2 separate regions of the Mus musculus genome follow, and region 1 is linked to region 2. A link is a loop called in an ENCODE intact Hi-C map of the cell type or tissue named here. Cell type or tissue: left cerebral cortex. All regions are shown on one strand.

Evidence for each region. Peaks named below come from ENCODE experiments on the same cell type or tissue, not always from the same donor. Only the 100,000 strongest peaks of a DNase experiment are listed, where the experiment ranks them.
Region 1: it touches region 2 in a loop (3-fold over the local background); 13 of 42 quality-filtered maps call a loop at or near these places.

The regions. Positions count from the first base shown.
Region 1 is chr2:154,554,439-154,556,938 of GRCm38, reverse strand. It overlaps Necab3 (N-terminal EF-hand calcium binding protein 3), which reads left to right. Exons shown (of 13, transcript NM_021546.3): 3 at 1,247-1,355; 4 at 2,014-2,039; 5 at 2,195-2,292. Among named protein-coding and RNA genes, the nearest start is that of Necab3, 3.2 kb to the left of the region's middle. In left cerebral cortex, no CTCF peak of the experiment used is centred here; DNase peaks (open chromatin) are centred at 34 and 1,514; H3K4me3 peaks cover 1,180 bases; H3K27ac peaks cover 1,624 bases.
Region 2 is chr2:154,612,209-154,614,708 of GRCm38, reverse strand. It overlaps Zfp341 (zinc finger protein 341), which reads right to left and starts at 1,341. Exons shown (of 15, transcript NM_199304.1): 1 at 1,307-1,341. The coding sequence starts at 1,337. In left cerebral cortex, CTCF peaks have their summits at 681 and 1,406 (motif pointing right); DNase peaks (open chromatin) are centred at 699 and 1,413; H3K4me3 peaks cover 1,806 bases; H3K27ac peaks cover 1,688 bases.

The DNA.
Region 1 (2,500 bases), 58 kb after region 2:
AGTGGGGCGGGGGCAGGGTAGAAGAGCTAGGGACTTGGAGGTACAGCTTGAAGTCTCGAGAGCTCAAAATGGGGGATCAAGCAAGCAACCCTTCCTGGAGTGTACAGAATAGGGAGTGGGAAGTGTGGTTTGATCTGAGGCTGGAGGTGGGGGCTTATGTTAAGACATTACTCTAGCTCAGTGATGGTAGTGTTGTAAGATGTCCTTACAACAGCTTTCTAGGTGGGAATTCTTCATTCCATTTCACGGTAAAGGAGTGGAGGTTCAGAGAAGTGAGTCAGTTGTGGGCCTGGGATCCAGACTTGTGTGGGACATCACCCCAGGCTCCCTGAATGAGGGGCAGGGCACTCATCTGGCCTTCACTTTTCCTTTCCCTGGGCCTGCAGGCTCTTGTTTCAGCCTCTTTGTGTCCCCAGCGCTTGCCCTTTCATGGGTCTCTTCACATTGGTGCAGACCATTAACTTAACAAACATGCTCATGCTGGATGATAGTGGTGCATACCTTTAAACCCAGCACTCGGGAGGCAGAGGCAGTGGATTTCTGAGTTTGAGGCCAGCCTGGTCTACAGAGTGAGTTCTAGAACATCCAGGGCTACACAGAGAAACCCTGTCTTGGGGGGGGGGGGGCGAGAAAGAAACCCAACACCCTCCCCCAAAAGATACCTGCTCCCAATACCTTCTGCTATAGAGGCTCAGACCCTCCCCATCTTGCATATCATTTAGACAGTAAATCCCATTGCCATTTTATCCTTCCACTCTCTGCCTCTGCTTACATGCCCCCATGAGGGGAGCTCACTCTCGTCCCAGCCAGTCTGCAGCTTTGTAGAGTCTGGCTGGTGGGTAGGCTTTGCATGCTTCTCTGTGACTTCCTAGAAAGGTCCTGGGGTCAGAACATGGAGGTCTCTTCTACCCTGGGGCAAGACTAGTTTCTGGGGCCAGGGACTGTACCCGTAAGTCCTAAGCTGTGTTCTGATGTGTTCCAGGCTGTTCTCTTACATTTCCATTTGGCAGACATTGAATCCCTACCAAATGTATCCTGTACAAGGTGGGCCCTGTTTCTTTCAGCATATACTTTTTGGAGGACTCTTGTCCTTTTGTTCAAAACAGTCTGGGCCTCCGCTGGAGTCAGAACCCTAGGCTATCTGGCTGAGTGATTGTGAATGTTGCTGGCCTCTGAGGAGCCTGGATAGGGGGACAGGATGTAGCTAGGACTTAAGGATAGCAACACCACGCCTGTCTCTCCCCAGATGATGGTAAGCTCTCGTTTGAAGAATTCCAGAATTACTTTGCTGATGGGGTTCTCAGCTCTGCGGAGCTGCGGGAACTGTTCAGCGGCATCGATGATCATCTCACTGAGTGAGTTCAATAGAAGGGCCGGCTTGCTGTGGCAGAGCCCGGCCAGCTCATCCCAACCCACTGTGTCCCCTGCTGTCAGGTTCTTGCTGGAGGACAGGGGGTGGGGAAAGACAACAGGCCCAGTGCCAACTTTGTCAACCCACCCACACCTTCTCCAGCTCCAGTCTTGTTGCTATACTGATTCCAGCTGGGACCTCAGAATAACCAGACTTGAGTCACCAACCATGCTCAGCCCTTCTATTCCCAAGCAGAGGATGTTTGAGGACAGCTGGGTTCTGCCTGCCTCTGCCTGTGGATGCAGATGCAGGAGTCCATACTCTCTTGCTTCCCACATGCCCACATCTGGTTCACGTGTATGCTCCTTCCCTGCTTCTTCACTTGGGGACACACACCATGAACATGTACAGCTACCCCTGTCCTCTCCTTTTCCTTCCTTTCCCTTCCCGTCCCATCTCCTTAGTGTAAATCCTAGACTAGGTCAGCATTCAAGGTTTCAAGGACTTAGACTGACCCTCTGAAGGGCCTGTGACCCCTCCCCAGCAGCCATGCTATGTGAGGCTCAGTAGGAGCTGGCTTGCTGTGGCACAACCAGGCATCTGTCTGGTTCTCCAGGCCCAGGTGCTAAGAGTCTCAAAGATGTTTTCTCTTTCCCCCACAGCAATTTAGAGACAGAGAAACTGTGTGGTGAGTAGTCTTGTGTCCCAGCCCCTGGGCGGGTGGGTGTGGTGAGGGATGCTTTATGGGGCTGGCCTCTTGGGATGGGAAGGCTGGAGCAGCTGAGGAATTCTGGGCTGGAGAGATGGTTTAGGCTAGTGCCCCTGGACCTCTTCTGCCTGCAGACTACTTCTCCACACACCTGGGTGTCTACCGGCCCGTGCTGGCTGCGCTGGAGTCTCTGAACCGTGCGGTGCTCACTGCCATGGACACTACAAAGCTGGTGAGTACAGGGAGGGGTCGTGGGGAGCCTGAAGTGTCAGAGCCCAGTGAGGCTGTGGAAACGAGGGTTGGGTTCAAGTTCTGGCACTCCTATTTACCAACTGTGCCATTTCCTCCAGAGCCATAGTCTTCTCTTCAGTAGCCAGGGTGGCTCACACCTGAACTCTCAGCCTTCAGGAGACAGAGGCAGGAGATTTGCTGCTAGTGTC
Region 2 (2,500 bases):
CACAGAACACACCAGCTGGGGTCACCTTTGCAGTCTTCTTTTTTGAGTTCCCGTTGTTTTGTGGTTTTTCCCCCCTTTTATTTTCTGTACAATGATATTTTTAATACTTTTGAGATTATAATTTGATTAGGACATTCCGCCCTTCACTTTTCTCCCTCCAAACCTCCCATATAACCTCTCCACTCTCCTTCAAAGTCATGGCCTTTTAAAAAAAGTTGTTATTGAGTATATGTATGTACACATATATTCCTAATTGGTTTTTGAAAGTCTCATGGTGCCAAAGCTGGCCTCAAAATCCTTATGTGGCCGAGGCTAACGATCTTCCTGCCTGTCTTCCAACCGCTGGGATTATGAGCATGCACGGCAAACCCTGCCTGAGATTGCCTTCTTTTACTATTCTTTCCCACAATTCTGACGGCGGGGTGAGGTGGGGTAGTAATGAAGGAGGATGAGGACAAGTGAATCTGGCTTAGTAAGAATCACTGGATTTCTTTCAAAGGTAAGACTCAGGTGAGAGCTCATCCTCCAAGAAGCTAGTGAACTACAAGCCTTGGTTTCCTTCTGCCGGCCCGGCCCACAGATTTCCACTCGGGCTGTTCACTCCACCCTCCACCCACAAGGCTACTACTGTGTCCAACTCCTCTCCTGTCTCTAGAGCCATCCTTTGTTGTTAAACTCCAGCAGGTGCACATGGTGGCGCTCAGAGCTCCCTTTCTCCAGAGCCTGGGGCCCATGCACCACGGCGATCTTGCAGATCACAGAATCGAATCCGATTCGATCGGAGACCAGAGTAGCCCAAGCAGGCACACGCGTGCAGGGCTCAGATCGGAGCACGGTGGGTGCCCTGTGTTTACTGGTTTGGGCCGGTGGTCTCTCCCAGACTCCGCTGTGCACACAGGCGGCGCCTCCTTCTCTGCTCTGGACTTAGTAGGACTACATCCCAGCCCGGAGGCCACCGTGGGTCTCGGGACGTTCTGAGTGGTTCGGGCGCCCGACTGGGCAGCTGAGCCGCCCAGCCCTCCCGCACCGCCGTCTCTCCAGGCCCAGGCCCCCGGCTGTTTCCTGGGCGTGCACCCTCCCGCGCCGGCGGCCTCGACTGCCGCGCTGTTCCGGTCCCGAGGCCCCCTCCCCGCAGAGCCGGCGCTCCCAGGCTGTTCCCGCCCCCTCCCGCCCCGCGGCTGTTCCGGCCCGGACGCCCTCCGCCCTCCGCCCCGCGGCCTCCACGCGCCCTGGGCCCGGCGCTGCGAGGGCGCGGCGGGAGGGGGCGCCACGCGGAACAGCCGCTGCCCCGGCCCGACGCGCTCACCCTCCAGGGCCTCGAAGATCGCCTGCGCCATCTTGGAGCTGCCGCCGCCCGGGGAGTCGGAGCGGGGCTACGCAAGCATTGTGAGAACCGCGGCGGGGTCGGGGCCGCCAGGGGGCGCCCAGGAGCCGACGCCGAAGCCCCTGCCCCGGAAACAGCTTGCCCCGCTGTCCGGCCGGAGACCCAGTCCCCTAGTAGTTCCAATTCTACACAGACATACGTCCGGCGCTCGCACATCGCCTCCCAACGCGGACACCGACCCCAGTTCTTCAACACGCACCCCATGATCGCTGCACACAGTCTTCTTCAAGGTTGCAACACCAACCCACCTCACCGAGATTGTCTGTTACATGGACACCCCACACCTTGCAACTGTGCCACGCTGATTGGAAAGCAGCCTTCTCGAAGGACTCCTATCTCTGGTCTTAATTCCTCAGTTTATGTTAGATTCCCTCAGTGCTCTTCTTAACCCCAATTTCCAGCTTTGGAGGGACCTCCATTCCCATTCACACACCTCTCGACTGTGATTCTCTGAGACCCCATTTCTTTGACGACCCTATTACCATTTCAGCCATTCCTAGCTCAAACTCATAGGGAGGGGATCCACTCCCAACTTCATGTCGTCGTTTTTACATTTATTATTAATTTTGTTTTGTGTATATGGACACACATGGCATATATCTACACACAGACACACAACAAAACACATGTGTGAAGATCAGAGGACAACGTTCCGGAATCGATTCTCTTCCCTCCATCATGTGAGACCCTGGCACTGAACTCAGTCCAGCAGCAAGTGCTTTTACCAGCTGAGCCGTCTCTAAGTTTTGTTTATAATCCATGAAGTCCAATTTGAACTGCTGGTACATTATATTGATCAGTGTGTCAGTGTGGGGTCATCCACTGGAACATGGTTTATCAGGGACTACATATACACTTAGAGGACTTTCTCTCCCAAGACAGACCTCTGGGGATTTGTGAGGTCCTCATCCATGCATTCTGGAATGATGACTGGCTTGATCCTGTGCAGGTGGAGAAAGCTACAGCTGGTCTGAGTTTGCAAGTGCTGTAGCCCTGCCATTTCCAAGACACGATTTCACCCCAGGCCTCCCCAAACTCTGGCTCTTATATCTTTCCACCCCGACATTCACCATGATGCCTGAGTCTTGGAAAGAGGAAAAGATGAGATAGAAGTCC